Regions from separate parts of the Homo sapiens genome. Here regions 2 and 3 are each linked to region 1. Evidence: chromatin loops called from intact Hi-C (ENCODE). Cell type or tissue: GM12878. All regions are shown on one strand. Links, peaks and the distances in the headings refer to the core of each region. The heading gives the core; the rest is flanking DNA. Region 1 overlaps BCL2 (BCL2 apoptosis regulator). Region 2 has its middle 240 kb from the start of BCL2. Region 3 has its middle 300 kb from the start of PHLPP1.

Region 1 (5,835 bases), core at 2,028-4,527:
AGGCAGTGGGATGGGGGGTTAACGTGAATTGCACTGCTTTGGAAAAACAGCCCAAGAGAGATCCTTTTTTTAAAGTAGATAACCTGAGCATAAATCTATACTCACATGATTTTTAAAAATTAACTTATCTAGCATCTTTTATAAACTGATAAATCTCTCATGAATTAATGACTCACCAGTGCCTAAATGGTGGGCAGACAGGCGGCGCTATAAATTTCTCTTGGCATTTTGTGTGTCATTATATATGATAAGTTCCAGTAATGGCCTGGCTTCATTGAAGGTTATTTTAAAGGAAGAAGCTTTTTATCCCACATGGTTTCAGGCAATACCTTATTGAAGATGACTTAGACCTTGGATTCTGGGGTTGGAACAGGCTTGTGTCCACTGCCTAAACAGGGCCAGCACAGCTTCGTGGGGGGCCTCTGGAGGAAGGGGCCCCAGGAAGGAGTCAGGTCTTTCTGCTCACTGGCTGTCAGGCTGCCTGGGGGTCTCGGAGGGTCCAGAGCAACTGATGGCTGGTGTGGAGGAGAGCGTGTGACAGCCAGTCCCAAGGCCAGGCTATGAGAGACTATGCTAATTAGTGAAGTCCCTGGTAGGGCCAGGTCACTCGGCCACCAGGTAAAAAGTACCAGGTTATTTCTGCCTTGGCAGAAGGAGAAGGTGCATGAATATTACTCATTAATACGCCTCAAGGAACCACTAGGTTAGACAACAAAATACCTTCTGCATCCACTCCCCTATTACTTCCTCACTCCCCAAACATCCTTTCAGTCTGCTCCTCCAGCTTGAGAAACCAGGAGGGTCTTCCTACCGAGTGGTGCCTCCCGAGCCTCTGGGGTACAGCTTGTGACCCTCCTCAATCAAATGAATCCCAGGGTTCCAGGCCAGGTGAGTATAGATGGACTTGGAGCTTTTCTTATGAAATGTCTTGAGCTGAGTTTCTTTTTCCTGCTACGCCGAACTCTGTATATGTTTGTTTTTGTTCTAATTTTGGCTTCAGAAAAAAAAAAGAAGAAAAGAAAAGAAAAAGAATGTTTGGGTACAGTGTAAAAGTTTTCTCAGATCCAGATTGGAAACTCCCTCATCACTCTGAAACCGGACAGGTGCTGAGCGGTATTTGTTTCTCTGTCAATAAACAGCACGTACTTGGCCTAGACATAAACTCCTGCGGGAGCAGTGGTGCACATGGGCCTATTTCAGTGTTTGGGAAGGACTGAAGGGCCCTGAATTAGGAGGAAGGTCTGCTTCTCACCCCTTCTCTTTTGATCTTCTGATAGAGACCACATAGTGTTCTCTTCATGGTATTTTGATGGCATATGGCGTATAAACACAGGTGTGACCTTTACACAGTGCACTGCGTTACAATTATAATAAGTGAGAGGAGATAAAGCCAGCTGGAGTTTAAGGTTAACGCTGAAAACAGCGAACGCTAATTTTCACTGAAAACAATGTCACAGAGCAAGGCGTAGGTGCCCCTTTTCAACTGCCGCGTGCATGGTTCTATGAACAGCCCCAGGTGAAGGGTTTCCATGAAATAAGCCACCTCCTGGGGTACAGAAATACTTAGTGATGCATCCTCTGAGGATCCCCTTTGGGACCACCCTCCTGGGCGGCATATCCCAAATCCTTGTTTGGATGGGAAGGGAGCATTAGGTAACTTCACTTGGAACAAGGTACCATGATTATGTCTGGTCCTGTTTTCCGTGCTGACAGGCAGTTCACCTCTCCGGGACTCAGTGTCCTTGATTTTAAAATAAGGGACTTTGACCATATTCCTTCAGTTTCTTGCCTTCTGGTTTTTTACACAAGAGGCTCAGCCCAGAAGCCTAACCCCAGATGCATACTTAATTCCTCGGGAAAACAAAATATTTGTCAGACCCACAATTAACTTAATTGTTTATTTGTGCAAAGGCTTTCTTGTTTAGTTCCAGGACTTGCTGTTGAAATTTGAAAAAGGGTGGCCCCAGATTCATGTTCACATGAGTAGCTGCGGTAGCTACTCACCAGCTAGCTCCTGGGAGAGAAAATGGAGAAGAAAGCGAGGGAAGAAAACGGAGGGCAAATTCTCCAAGGTTTACTCCTCCACCAGAGAGACGCCTCCTGGGCAAGCGTTTCTACCTGGATCCCTGGCTGCCCAGGAAATTGGGGAATGAGGGCTTTGGGTGTGGAGTCCCCTTGGCCATTATGAAGTCCATGGGGTTGCAGTTACTGAGCAGAGTTAGAGGCATTCCTGCACCCCCACCCCCAACCCACAACGTCTGGACTTGGGAGGAGATTCCTTGGCTTCTGAAAGAAGCTTCTGTTTCTGTTTACGTAAACATCAGGTGGACGGGGGAGGTGGACGCCAGGGTGGGACGTTCTTGCAGTGCTCAGATGAGGGTGAGACTGGAGGGGCCAGTACAGGTGTTGGGCATTTGGGTAGCACCTAACAATAATCTAAGGCAGTGGTTCTCCATGGGGATGACTTTGCCTTCCAGGGGACATTTGGCACGGCCTGGAGACATTTCGGGTTTTCACACTAGACAAGGGTTTCCGCTGGCATGTCGTGGGCAGAGGCCAGAGAAGCTGCTAAACATCCTCCAGTGCACAGGGCAGCCCGTCCTCCCCACAACAAAGAATTACCTGACCCAGAATGTCAATTGATCTAAGTTCTAAAGCCTACTAATAGTTTGTAAGTTGAAAGCACTAGATTGACACAAACGGGAAAAGTTATTTGCAGTTTATTTTCCTGAGGGACAATGGGCTGCCACTCCCTTCCATGCTATTGCTGGGCAAGACTCTATGTTGGCTCTTGCTTTCTTCTCCTCTTTGAACACCCCCCTCCCCTGCCAGCCCGTCTGATGCCGTCCAAGCCTTTTTTTTTTTTTTTTTTTGGCTTCTCAGCAAGCCTCATGAATATTAACTGGGACACTCAGGGCTAAAATGATCTCTGGTCTTACTTGAGAAATGCCCTCAAGCAAGAAAAAGAACAAGAGTCCCAAGAACACCAAGTGCCCCTCACCTTGGTCACACCAATGGCCCACACTGGCTGGGGAGGCGGGGAAGGGTCCTGGGAGAGGGAGGATGGGCCTCTAACCTCCAAGGAGAACATGAGTGAGGGCCCCAGGAAGGGAGAGGGTGCGACAAGCACTCTGGAGAAAGAAAGGAGAGGGTTCAAGGTGACCCTGAGCTCGGGGCAAGATCTGCAGGGCCTGCAATTGGCAGAGTGCCTGGCATCTGGCCAAGCAGCCCTCCCTCTCTCTTCCCCGCTCCACCACCTGCTCCTGGTCGCTGCATTGCCGGTTCCTCCCAGCCTCTTCTCACCTGCTCGCTCTAACGTCCGTCTCAGCCAACAGCCCTACTCTTCCCTCCCAAGCCAACAGGGGGAAGCAGAGAGCAGCAGAACAGCCTAAAGGCAACAACGGCAGTCTCTTTACCGCGCCCACCCTGCACTCCTGGGCCCCTGTGGCCTCCACCCCAGCAGCTGGACCCTCCGAGACCCTCCTTTTCCCACCAAGCTCACCCCCACTAAGGGCCCTCCCCACGCAATGCACAGCACATTCCACGCCCACCCGACATCAATCACGTCCTGTCTCGTGACTCATCCGATACTGTTGACTTGCTGTACAGTTTCTCACCTTTGCAAATGAGATTTGTCGCCTCCTCAAGTTGACTGTCCCTGGAGGCCAGGAGACGTGCTGTGGCCCTGCTGTCCCGAGCCTTTCTCAGAGTCTCATGTTCAGCTCAGTTCTGTTGATTGGGGACAAAGGACACTGCCATTTGCCACCTCTGCCCGCCCTGTGCCGACCTCCACCAGACGTTTGGCATCATGAGCCCGTGTCGTTCTCACCCCAGCCTTTGTGGTTGATGTTGTAGCGTCCTCTTATTCTTATAGATGAATAAGTTGAGGCTCAGAGATGTTAGATATCTTGGGTAAGGTGAAGCTGTGACGACTTGAGAACATAACTGAACGTTCTAGGCTCCTTACCCCACACGGTGTTGCCATTCCAGTCCCAGAAGGTCCTGAGGTTCTTTTGAGATGTGTAATGAATCCATCTTCCTTGAGCATAACACAATCTTTATGGACCTGTTTAAATAGTTTTAATTTCCATGTGTTTACTCATTCATTCTGCAAACATGCACACAGCTTTTACAAGGTGCCAGGCACTATCAGAACCTGGGAAAACCAAGATGAAGAAAATGTAGCCAGTGCCCCCAAGGAGGAGAGAGACAGGTGGCAGTGAGTTCACTGGTGAGCCTTGAGGGGGCAGAATAAGAAAAGGGCATGATGGGGAGGTGGGGGCTTGGTCAAGAAAGGCTTCACAGAGGAGGTGGTATTTGAGCTGAGTGTGGAGAGGTGTGCAAAAGGCAGAGTGGCATCCCAGCCTGAGGATGCATGTGAGCCAGGATCTGTAGAGGAACGAGGCTGCAGCTGATGCTGCCAGTAATCACATGGAGTTCAAGGCAAGCAGTGGGTGTGGGGAGAGGGGAGTCTGGAAGCGTGGGTCAGGGCCAGCTCGCCCTGTGGATAACAGGAGCCACTCAGGGCATTTGGATAAGAGAGAGGGACGCAACTGCTTTGTGGGTCTAGCAGACACCCTGGGAATACTCCAGAGGGAAGCTGAATGGGGCAAGATGAGGGAAGATCGGTTGGGAGCTTCTTGCCACTGTCTAGGTAAGCCATGCAGTGGGGTGAACAGAAGTGGCTTCTGTAAGACCAGAAAGAGGAGACATCCTAAGAGACTTCTGTAAGGTGGAGATGACAGTGATGGTGTGTCCATAGGAAAAGAAGAGGGAGGAGTTGAGGATCACCCCGGTTTTTCTGCTAGGATATAGGCTGAGGGCTGTCAAGGGGGCTGATTAGACCCTTAGAGGCAGATTTTGGGAAGGTGTAATCAGTTCCCTTTGTGCTGTGTTGGGTTTGATGTACCTGATGGATATGCAGATCTGTTTGGTCGCAAACTAGGGTTTGAGGTTCAAAAGAGATTCAAGAGTCATGAGCCTAAAGGCTTCACAATAGGGTTATAGCTTAATCCTTTCTGTACTATGAAGACTTCATGAATGTCCCAAAATCCACATTCAGGCCTGCCCTTCCCAGAGTCATCATTGTCTTCTAGAAGCCTAGTTTGTCCCATTTCAGCTGCCCTCCTCTGGACTCACCACTGGCTTTTTGGAGTGGCCAGGTCTGTGTAGAGAATTCTGAATGGACCATTCCAGGTGGGGACCTCATGGCTTAGTACAAGGTCCGATGTTCTTGCTGTTGGGTAGGAAATCCTGCCTTGATGAGTCTCAGGATTTGGCTGGCCGCTCTGCCCTGACGATTTCAAGAAATCACTTCTGCTAACTCCAGAACTCTACTTCCAGGCCCCTAGCTGATAATATACAGGTATTGAGCTTCATTTGAATTTTTTCTTTAAGAACTTACCTTGACTAAAGATGTTAGAAAATAAGATCCTAAAATTAAAAATTACGGACTCTGCAAAAAGAGCTTAACTGGCTTCAAAAGTTTCACACAACTCCTTTCATATATGCATTTTCTGTAAGCTACTTGTAAATAAAGAAGGTACCTAGGAAAGGAAAATTGCCATCTCTGACAGTTCAATGCAAAAATGAGAGAGGAATGAGAGGGAGTCATGACTGAATTTTAGTGCCTTTGCTGCCAGGCACTTCACAGAAGTCATTTCATCCTCCTGACCACTCGACAACTACAGCCTTTTATTTTTCTCTGTTTTATGAATTCATAAATTTAGGCTCAGGGAGGTTAAATAACTCATCTAACATGAGTTAGATTTAAGCATTGCAGAGAACGAGAGGAGAACTGATAACTCATTCAACTCATTGACGAATCTAGTAATT
Region 2 (5,835 bases), core at 1,718-4,217, 77 kb after region 1:
ACATATCATATAAATGGAATCCCAGCCAGGCGTGGTGGCTCATGCCTGTAATCCCAGCACTTTGGGAGGCTGAGGTGGGCAGATGACCTGAGGTCAGGAGTTTGAGACCAGCCTGGCCAACATGGTGAAACCCCATCTCCACTAAAAATACAAAAATTAGCCAGGCATGGTGGCACACCCCTGTAATCACAGCTACTCAGGAGGCTGAGGAAGGAGAATCGCTTGAACCTGGGAGGTGGAGGTTGCACTGAGCCGAGATCGTGCCACTGCACACCAGCCTGGGTGACAGAGCAAGACTCTGTCTTAAAATAAATAAATAAATAAATAAATAAATGGAATCCTATAGTATGTGACCTTTGTGCATGGCTTCCTTCACTTAGCATTATGTTTTTGAGGTTTATCCGTATTGTAACATGAATCAGTACTTCATTCCTTTTTATAGCTTAATAATATTCTGTTATATGTCTATGCCACAATTTGTTTATCCATTCATCTATTGATGGACATCTGGGCTGTTTCTGCCTTTTGGCTATTGTGAATAGTGCAGCTATAAACATGTGGGTACATGGATTTGTTTGGTCACCAGTTTTCAATTCTTTTTTTTTTTTTAAGAAATGGGATCTTGCTATGTTGCCCAGGCTGGAGTGCAGGGGCTATTCACAGGAGCAATCATCATTGCCTACTCAGCCTCAAACTCCTGGCTTAAGTGATCCTCCTGCCCCAGTCTTCTGCACAACTGGGACTACAAGCACAGGCTACACGCTCCTGGCTGTTTTCAATTCCTTTGGATATATACCTAGGAGTGGAATTGCTAGAGGGCCATTTGATGATAGAAAGAGCTATAGCTATACTCTGCATGCCTGTTTTTCCCCAACACCATAACACACACATAGGAAGTTAAATAACAATCCCCACAGCTGTGAACCCATTACCAGTTTCATTGAGTAGACATTGAAACTGCTGCCTGGCATTTCAATGTCCTCAGGTCATGGAGGGGATAAGCAAGAAGGGAGGCCCCAGTGATTTCTGGAGAGACTGGCACTATCAAGGGCGCTGGGAGAGCTACACAGTGGGAGCCGGAGCAGTATTCATGGATGCCCAGGGGTACCCCTTAGGATGTCTGTACTGCCTGCTTCATGGTCAAGGTTAACAAAGCACTACACATCAACCCCACATGGGCAGCATCACCAAGGACTCAAACTCCTCAGGACTGAAAACGTAGGTCTCTTTCTCAAGCAAAGAATTTCAACCAACTGAGATGCTGGAAAAAGACAAGGAAAGTTTGGAATAGAATGGACAGTTGGCCAATCAGTCTTATTCCTGCTACCAGCTGCAGCAGAGCAGACTGATATCTTCAGCAGTATTTCTCTGCATGCTGCTTATGTGTAAGAATTTCCTCCCTTTTCTAGTATAAATAGAAGTTACAATTTTTTCAAATGAAAAATCTGACTTCTGAGTGGATCACGTACAGAAACCTTCCTCTTTTCTTCAAACATGGATAAATATATTCATTTATTCACTGATGAACAAATATTTATTATTTGATAAATATGGTTCACTGTGCTGAGGGAATGACAGGGAACAAAACAGGCAAAGTCCTTGCCCTCATAGACACTGCCTTCTGGAAGAGGGAGGGAGACAGAACACAGTAAGTTGATCATATATCAGGTAATGATAAGAGCTAAGCAGAACAATGAAAGAGATTGAGGAGACAGAGCTTTAAGAGAGGGTGGTCAGGCGGGGATGTGCACTCATTTGTCTGAGAAACAGCATGGAACCTGTAAGACTGAGTAGAGTGTGTAACAGGGAGGGTGGTAGGAAATGCGATTAGAGAAGTAGTGATGGCCTGTCTCATGCAGGGCCTGTGGCTGTAGTAAGAATTCCATAAAACTAGTAAAACCTGGATGCCAAAACCAAACAAGGGGAAGATAAGAAAGGAAAATCACAAGCCAATCTCAATCACAGACATTATCAAAGTCTTAACATAATATTAGCAAACGAAATCCAGAGATCTATTTTTAAAAAATCATTTAGGATTTATCCCTAGAATGCAAGGATGGTTCAGGATGAAAAGATAATCAAATGATATTTACCACTTTAAAAGATTAAGAAAGAAGATCATATGATTGTTTCAATAGTTACAGATAAAGCATTTGATAAATTCAACACTAACTCATGATTTAAAAAAAAAAAACAACATAGTAAACTAGGATTAGAAGTGAATAAACTTCCTTAACCTGAGAAAGTATGTACAAAAAACATCCTTACAGAAGAATTGTTGGAAGCATGCCCTATAAAATCAAGAACGGGACAAAGATGTTCACTCTCAGTACTTCCATTCAACATTTTCCTGGAGGCTAGTAAGACAAGAGAAGACATAAAGATTGATGCACTGAATGGATGTGTCTGTGTCTGTATCAGCTTGGCATCATCACCACTTCCTCCTACAGTCTTCTCTGAATTGTGTAAGGTAGAAGCCTGAAACTGCATTTCCCAGCATCCCCTTCTCTGTATTACTCTGTGTTAAAGTTTGCAGTCCCATGAAATCTGATTGGTAGGGGAAGAGTTGAGGCTATCAGTCTCCAAATAAGGATGTAACCAGGTGTTGGGGCAGACCTGATATGCCCAGTGAATACTTGAGAACCACCTGCTTCATTGCTGCATGCTTAGACAGCTGATGGACGCTTCTCAAAGATTCTTAGGATTGCAGCTGTTTCCTGTTAAGAACCACCAATTTGGTGCATTGCAGTAATCTAATTGTACATCCAGTTTGGCATACAATAAGGACAAAAAGAATAGAACAAAATTTTTAAATATTGGTTTTGTTCTTGTGAAACTATTATATGTATTTTGTAGAATGAAACAAATATGTAATTATGCTAATGTCATTAGAAACCAGATTTTCAATGTGAGAGAAAAAGAGATCCAAATACAAACCAAAGAATAAAACCCTGTGATCTTAAATTTAAAATGGAAATTTGAGTATCCTATGATGATTTTTCTCTTTAAAAATTAATTTTTTAGGAAACATAAATGAAAAAATACCTAGAAGTGAAGTCACCTGGAAATAGAATGATCAACCCAGTATCACGGAGTACCCTTAAATATCCATCAGGGAAATGCAAATCAAACCACAACGAAATATCATTTCACAGCCACTAAGATGATTATAGTAAAAAAGACAAATATAGCAAGCATTGGTGAGGATGTTGAAAAATTAGAACCCTCTTACACTGACATGGTACAGTCATTCGGAAACAGTCTTCAGTTCCTCAAAAGCTTAAACATAAAGTTACCAAATGACCTAGCAATTCTACTCCTCATATATACTCACGCCAAATGAATCACATGTCCACAAAAACTTGCACACAAATGTTCATAGCAGCATTATTTATAATAGCCCAAACTGGAAACTACCCAAGTATGCATCAACTGATAACTGAGTAAGTAAAGTTGATTGTGATGATAGGTTGTACAACTGTATTAGTCCGTTTTCACACTGCTGATAAAGACATACCTGAGATGGGGTAACTTATTTAAAAAAAGAGGTTTAATTGACTCAAAATTCAACATAGCTGGGGGGACCTCACAATCATGGCGGAAGGTAAGGAGGAGCAAAGCCATATCTTACATGGTGGCAGGCAAACAGAATGAAAGCCAAGCGAAAAGATGGTTATAAACCATCTGATCTCATGAAACTTATTCACTACCACAAGAACAGTATGGGGAAAACTGCCCCTATGATTCAGTTATCTCCTACTGGGTCCCTCCCACAATACGTGAGAATTATGGGAGCTACAATTCAAGATGAGATATGAGTAGGGACAGCCAAACCATATCAACAACTCTGTGAATATATTAGAAGCCATTGAGTTATACACTTTAAATGGATGAGTTGTATAGGGTGTGAAATATATCTCAATGAAGCTGTTAAAAATAATACAGTATTTTAAAACTGATTATTAATGAAAGCACAGAAAAATACCAAGACTTAGGGTACAGCAATAGTTAAGGGAAATATTTATAGCACTACAAATATTTTTAGAACCATAAGAAAGATGAAATAAATGAACTCATGTCAATTCAAGAAGATAGAAAAAGAACAACGAGTTTAGGCAAAAAAAATGTGATGGAAAGAAATATTAAAGATAAAAACAAAAAAATAAGAAAAGGAAACAAAAGTAAAATAGAAATGACAGAATGAGTCTTAGAAAAGAAAAATAATGCTAATAAAATAAATCCCCATTAAGGCTGATAAATAAAGAAAAATGAACAAATAAACATTAGGAATAGAAAATATAATGTAACCACATATGCAGCAGAAACAAAATCATAAGGGAATCTGTGGCACAATTTTATGTCTATTCTGAAATTGGCTGAATTTTAAAATAGAAAAACTGAATAAAACAATTAGCATTAAAGAAATTGATTTGACAATCAAATATACCTGCCCTCAAGCCACCTCCCCAAAAAGACACTAGTCTTAGCTGATTTCAGCAGTGAATTTCATCAAACCTTTAAGGAAAAGGTCATTGCTATCTTATATAAGCTTCCCAGACAACAGAAAAGGACAGTAGGCCACTGAGTTTAGATAGTGTAGAATTAACACCAAAATGAAACAAGGACAGTACAAGAGACAGAAACTATAGGTTATCTCACTTATAATGTAGATTAAAATTCCTGAATAAATATTAGCAAATGGAATCCAACCAGAGTATTTTTTTTTTAACGATCACAACTAATTTTGATGTTTCCCAGGAAGGTAAGAATGTCAGAAATATCCATCAGGAGAACTTTACAACATTTATAGATCAAAAAGAAATAAAATGACACATTTTATTCTATAAATTCAACACCTTCTCTTATCTAAAAGAAAAACTCTTAGGAAGCTAGAAATGGAAGAGAACTTCCTTAATTTGATGAAGGGTTTTTATCAAAAACCTAAAGCAATCATATCACATCTTTCTGGATTATCCCTATTAAAACCAAGAAAAGGCAAGCAGGGCAGCCATCACCACCCCAGTCAACTTTACACAGAAAATACTAGCGAATGCAGTAAGCAACAAATAAATAAAATGCATAAGGTTTGGAAAGGAAGTGAAAATTTATTATTTTTAGGCATAGAAAATGCATAGATGGGTGGCGCACGGAGACTTATGACTGTAATCCCAGCATTTTGAGAGGGCGAGGCAGGTGGATCACCTGAGGTCGGGAGTTTGAGACCAGCCTGACCAACATGGTGAAACCCCATCTCTACTAAAAATACAAAAAAATTAGCCAGGTGTGGTGGCACGTGTCTGTAACCCCAGCTACTCAGGAGGCTGAGGCAGGAGAATCACTTGAACTGGGAGGCAGAGGTTGCAGTGAGCCAAGATCGAACCATTGCACTCCAGCCTGAGCAACAAGAGCAAAACTCTGTCTCAAAAAAATAAATAAATAAAATAAAATAAGAAAGAAAGAACAAAGAAAATGCATAGATATCAACAGAAAATCTTTTAGAACTAAAAAAGGATTCAGCAAGGCTACTGATTACAAGATCAACATGCAAAATTCAATAACTTTTGAATGTGAACAATAACAAATGGGAAAAAATTGGAAAAAAAAAAAGCCAGCTCACAATAGCAGCAAAACTATAAAGGACCTAAAGAATATACATTACGTACCATTTTTAAGAGCTTTATGGGAAAAAATTATAGTTTTATTAAAGGATATAAAAGAAGATCTGAATAATGGGTAAGAGGTCTCAAAAGCATAAACATGTCAATTCTGCCCAAATTATCTATAAATTTAAGTAAATTCCAAATAAAATCTCAGCAGAACTTTTCTGTTCATTTG
Region 3 (5,835 bases), core at 1,277-3,776, 140 kb after region 1:
TGGATGTGGAACCTGCAAATACAGAGGATGGACTGTATTTTGCCCTTAAAGTTGAAAAATAGTTTAACTAGGTTTTGAAGTCTACACTGGTAGTTATTTTCTGTTAGCTTGTGCCTTGTCTTCTGACTTCTCTTGTAGATACTGAGGAGGCTGTTGTTAATCTAGCAATGTCATTCTTTTGTAGATAAGCTCTCTCCCTCTCTCTCTGTCTCTCTCTCTCATTTCTTGATCCAGATAAATTTAATCCCCTTTTTCCCTCTCTGCTATTCTACAGTTTTATTTTCATGTGTCCAGCTGTGCCTTTATTTTTATTTCAGGGTTCTTTGCTGCTTGAACCTGTGGAATCATATCTCCTATCAATTCTTTTAAAAATTTCAGCCATTGTCTCTTTGAGAATTGCCATCATCTTATTTTTTTCTATTCTCTCTTAAAATTCTTATTAGGGATATGATAGCTCTTGTTATTCTACCCCCATGTCTCTTAAGTTTCTTTTAATATTCCCTATCTCCCCTTGGCTCCATCTTCCAATTTACAAACTCTTTCTTTAGCTGTGTCTAAGCAGCTGCTTAACCTCATCCACTGAGTGTTTAGTTTAAACAGTCCTATTTTTCATTTCTAGAGGTCCTATTTTTCATTTCTAGAGGTTCTATTTTGTTTTTTGTTTTTCAAATCCACCTGGTCATAGTTGTCCTCTTTAGTTAGCCTCTCTTCTATGGTTTTTACTTTAAGCATATTATATTATACTCTTTCAATTGAGCATTTTATTATCTGAAAGCTACCATGTTTGGGATGAATGCTTACTTTCACTCATGATGGAATATATACTTTAGTGTTTCATAATTTTTTATTATAAAATTCTCTTTCAGAGATGGTCTTGTTTTATTCTGTTTTGTCTTCTGTGGGAATTCTGTGCAGCTTGGATCTTAGACATGTCCCTTCATAGTGGTTTCAATTTTGCTTTTGCCAGGTGTCTTGGAGATAGTTAAGGCAATTAAAAAGTCACCACTTCTGTGCTGCCACAGGTCACTTTCCATCAGCTGAGTCTTGGAACCTTTCCTCACTACTTGCATGGCACCTTGCACACATCTCCATGGCACCTCACATCACACTCTGTTCTGAAGCTTATATGTCCCTTTCCTCTATTATTCTGAGAGCTCCTTAATATTCCTCAGGTCTATCACAGAGCTCATAAACATTTGTTGCATGAATGAACTTGGAGAAGCCAGCCCTCAGAGCCTCAGCTTCTTTGAATGGGATGTTATATTTCATCCTTACCTCATAAGATTGTCGGGATATCATAGACTCTTAGGGTCAAAAGGTGCTGTAATTCAATCCATAGGAGGGTCACATTAAATGCTTAATTCCCTGCATAAGATAATTAACTAAAAAGCCCTCACAAGCTGTGAAGGGCCAGCAGAGGTAACTGACTGTGCTTCTCCACTGCACCTGGCAGTGGTTCACTATAACATTACTGTCTGTCTTTGTGCTCTGTGAGTCGGGAATAGTTCCAATGGAAAAGATCCATCATGCAGCAACAATTTCAAACTTTTCTGAGACCAGAACAAAGCTGCACCTGAAGCTGATTCCCTTGGGCATACTTTGGGTTTAGGATCCTTCAAAATCAAATGGCAGTGACCAAGAAAGCAGCTGTGTCCACTTTAAATGTCCACTATCTGTTCCTCACTTTCCGAACTTGACCAAACACTCTTTGAGGAGAGTGACCACAATATATATGTATTTGTATATTCCTATGGTCAAGCAGGAAGCACAGTACTAAACAGTAAGTTTGAATTCTGTCTGACCCATTGAATTTCTTTCTTTCTTTCTTTCTTTTTTTGTTTTTTTTGAGATGGATCCTCACTCTGTCACCCAGGCTGGTCGGCAATGGCACAATCTTGGTTCACTGCAACCTCCACCTCCTGGGTTCAAGCGATTCTCGTGCCTCAGCCTCCCAAGTAACTGGGATTACAGGCGCCCACCACATCCGGCTATTTTTTGTATTTTCAGTAGAGACCGGGTTTCAACATGTTGGCCAGGCTGGTCTTGAACTCCTGACCTCAAGCGATCTGCCCGCGTCGGCCTCCCAAAGTGCTGGGATTACAGGTGTGAGCCACTGTGCCCAGCCTGAATTTCAAGTTAAAGCTAGAGTTGCATTTGATGCTCAACACTCTAAATAAAAAATATATGCTACCTCACAAAACTAGAAATTCTTGATAATAGTAAAGCCATTTTTGGTTTGGGCTATACTTTTTTTTTTTTTTTAACTCAAGCTTTCCTTTGGTGGGAAAAAAAAGGATGGGGTTTGCTATGGGTTTCAGCGGCTCCAAATAGCTGTCTTCCCCTGCCCCCTAGTGGCTTCATGACAAACTGTGAGAACCTTCGCGTCGTTTCTTCTCAATTTTCTTCATTACTCCTATTCTTACTGTTTTTATTATTGCTTGTGAAAAAGACTTTCTTAAAATTATGCAACCTAAAAATTCCCCTTGCTTAACATGAAATAAATCTTCTGTACTTTTTCCAGAAAATATGCGTGCAGGGCCAGGCGCAGTGGCTCACACCTGTAATCCCAGCACTTTGGGAGGCCAAGTCGGGGGATCACTTGAGGTCAGGAGTTTGAGACCAGCCTGGCCAACAAGGTGAAACCCCGTCTCTACTGAAAATACAAAAAGTAGCCGGGCGTGGTGGCATGTGCCTGTAATCCCAGCTACTCGGGAGGCTGAGGCAGGAGAATCGCTGGAACCCGGGAGGCGGAGGTTGCAGTGAGCCAAGATCACGCCACTGTACTCCAGCCTGGGCAACAGAGCAAGACTCCATCTCAAAAAAAGAAAAAAAAAAAAAGAGAGCGAGAAAAAGAAAAAGGATATATGTGTACAGTCAGAGGCACCGTCCTAGACATAGAGAACACAGGAGTTTAGAAGCAATTCCCTCTCATTCCTCATCGGTGGCCATCGTAGACGTTTCCCTTCATAGAGGCCACCACCCTGGGAGGTCTTGCTCCATGGCCCCAGCTGACCCAACATGAAACGTCCACACCTTTCCCAGGCGCATTCTACTACCAGCACCTCCCAAATTAGACCTGAGCCAGCCTTCACATCATTCCCAGCCCCAGCCTCCTGTCCCGGCCAAGAACAGCCCCTTTCTTCCATGTGCCTTGGCTCCTGGGTCCCACCTCCTGCCTGTGCTCTCTGCATAAACACCATTGGTTTGGAATAACCCACTAGAATTGGATCCTAGACATGAACCCAGCGTTTGTTCACAGTGTGTGACCACCGCTAACACCAACCCCAGTGATTTTTGGTGAAGCACAGACCAGGCAAACCCTGTCTTTATCTGGGCCACTTAACATACTTCACAAAATTCAGTAAGCAGATAAATTAACAGAGATTACAGTCATTATGAGATTTAAACTTGTGTCCTCGAAGATCAGGTAGAGCCGCCCCATGAACCAAGTTGCTAAGAATTCATAATATATGATCTATTGAGTTTCTCTGCACCAGCAAGCTTAACTAGAAAATGAGTTTTTTAAATGACACCTTTACAACTGCATCAAGAAAACATCAAATACAAATACCTGGGAATAAATCTAACAAAATATGTCTAAGACCCCTACCCTGAAAATACAAAACATCATTGAAAGAAATTAAAGATCTAAGTAAACAGAGGAATTTGCAACGTTCATGGAATGAAAGCCTCAAAAGTATAAAAATGTCAATTATTCCAAAATATATTTATAGATTTAAAGTAATTCCCATCAAAATGCCAGATTTTTTTAAATTGGCAAGCTGATTCTAAAAATTCATGGGGAAATTTTTTAAAAATTACTTAAAGAAGAACGCTAAAGGAGTTACATTATCAGATATCAAAGCTTATTACATAATTCCATGTCTGGGTATATACCCCACAACATTGAAAGCAAGGACTTAAACAGATACTTGTACACCCATGTTCACACCAGCATTATTTGCAATAGCAAAAGGTGGAAGCAACCCCAGTGTCTGTAGACAAAATGTGGTGTACACATGCAGTGAAATATTATCCAGCCTTAGAAGGGAAAAAATTCTGACACCTGCTACCACACGGATGAATCTTGACGACATTATGGTAATTGAACTATGCCAGTCACTAAAGGACAAATGTCATATGATTCTCCTTATATGAGGTACCTAGACTAGTCAAGCTTATCAAGACAGAAAGTAGGATGGTGATTGCCAGAGGCTTAGGGGAGAGATAATGGAGAGTGTTTGTTTAACGGATACAGAGTTTCAGTTTGGAAAGATAAAAAGAGTTCTAGAGATGGAGGGTGGTGATGGTTGCCCAATGATGCAAATACACTTACTGACATTGAACTGTATGCATAAAAATGGTTACAATGGTTAATTTTGTTATATGCATTCTACCACAATTTTTTTTAAAAAGGACTTGTTATAAAACTACAGCAATTAAGACAGTGTAATAAAGGCATAAGAACAAATAAACCAATGGAACAACATAGAAAGTCTAGACACAGGCTTACACACAAGGTCATCTAATTGATGACAGTAGTGACAATGCAGTAGAATGAGGAAAACCTGGCCATTTAAAAAAATGATGTTGGGTCAATTGGTTAACCTTATGCAGACAAAATATGTCTTAACACCTAATGCACACCACACACAGAAATCAATTCTGTGTTGTAGATCTAAATGGAAAAGATCAAATACTAAGCCACCTAGAAGAAAACATAGGGCAATATCTCAAAGCACTGACCTTAAGGAAACAGATTGGTAAACTAGACTTAATTGAAATAAAAATATTTTTGTTTATCAGAAGATCACATTAAGATGAAAGGGCAAGCTTTGGAGTGAGAGAAGATATGTGTAATACACACACTCAACAATGTATAAAATGCCCTGCAAATCAATAAGAAAAAGACAGCTCTCAAGAGATCGAGACCATCCTGGCCAACACAATGAAACACCATCTGTACTAAAAATAGAAAAATTAGCTGGGTGTGGTGGTGCATGCCTATAGTCCCAGCTACTCAGGAGGCTGAGGCAGGAGAATCGCTTGAACCTGGGAGGTGGAGGTTGCAGTGAGCCGAGATCGTGCCACCACACTCCAGCCTGGGCAACAGAGCGAGACGCCATCTCAAAAATAAAAAACAAAAAAAACCAAAACAACTCAACAGAAAAGTGGTCAAAAGACTTGAACAGGGACCGCACGTGAGAATATACCCCAATGACCAATAAACACATCCAAAGATGGTCAACATCAAAATTAAACTACAAAAAGACATGGCAACAAAACACAACACAGAGTACCACAGGTTGATGAGATTTTGGAGCAACTAAAACTCTAATGTATTGGTGAGAGCATAACTCGGTACAGATAGTGTTTATCTATGTCTCCTATAGCTGAGAGTATGCATGCTTTATGGCCTAGAAATTCCACTCCTGGGTAACAATCCAACAGAAATTCAGTATGAATGTGAATAGCAATGGCATTCATAAAAATCCCAAAGCAGAAATTACCCAAATGTCCATTAACAGTAGAATGGATAAATATATGGTTGTATATCCACAGAATGAAATACTATACAACAATGAAAAACACAAACTACTTAACACATTACATACGGGTGGATCTCACAAAAAAAAAAAAATGTCAAATAAAAGAAAGGCAAATAAGAAAAGAAGATGATCCTATTTATATAGTCCAAAACAGGCAAGAGTAGTCTGTAGTGTTGGCAGTGAGGAGGATAGTGGTCCCTTGTATGGGTGGTGACTAGAGGAGACATGAAGGAGGCTTCTGGACATATAGTAATGGTGCGGGCTACACAAGTGTGTGAACTTCATG

The links. Peaks named below come from ENCODE experiments on the same cell type or tissue, not always from the same donor. Only the 100,000 strongest peaks of a DNase experiment are listed, where the experiment ranks them.
Region 2: it touches region 1 in a loop (5-fold over the local background); 2 of 110 quality-filtered maps call a loop at or near these places.
Region 3: it touches region 1 in a loop (6-fold over the local background); 28 of 110 quality-filtered maps call a loop at or near these places.

Annotation. Positions count from the first base shown.
Region 1 is chr18:63,153,126-63,158,960 of GRCh38, reverse strand. All of the region lies in intron 2 of BCL2 (BCL2 apoptosis regulator), which reads left to right. Among named protein-coding and RNA genes, the nearest start is that of BCL2, 160 kb to the left of the region's middle. RefSeq lists enhancers at 1-5, 196-245, 986-1,035, 3,727-3,876. In GM12878, for the core only: no CTCF peak of the experiment used is centred there; DNase peaks (open chromatin) are centred at 3,460 and 3,590; H3K4me3 peaks cover 1,854 bases; H3K27ac peaks cover 2,500 bases.
Region 2 is chr18:63,076,032-63,081,866 of GRCh38, reverse strand. No RefSeq gene overlaps it. Among named protein-coding and RNA genes, the nearest start is that of BCL2, 240 kb to the left of the region's middle. In GM12878, for the core only: no CTCF peak of the experiment used is centred there; DNase peaks (open chromatin) are centred at 2,546 and 3,266; H3K27ac peaks cover 1,694 bases.
Region 3 is chr18:63,012,957-63,018,791 of GRCh38, reverse strand. No RefSeq gene overlaps it. Among named protein-coding and RNA genes, the nearest start is that of PHLPP1, 300 kb to the right of the region's middle. In GM12878, for the core only: a CTCF peak has its summit at 2,353 (motif pointing left); a DNase peak (open chromatin) is centred at 2,361.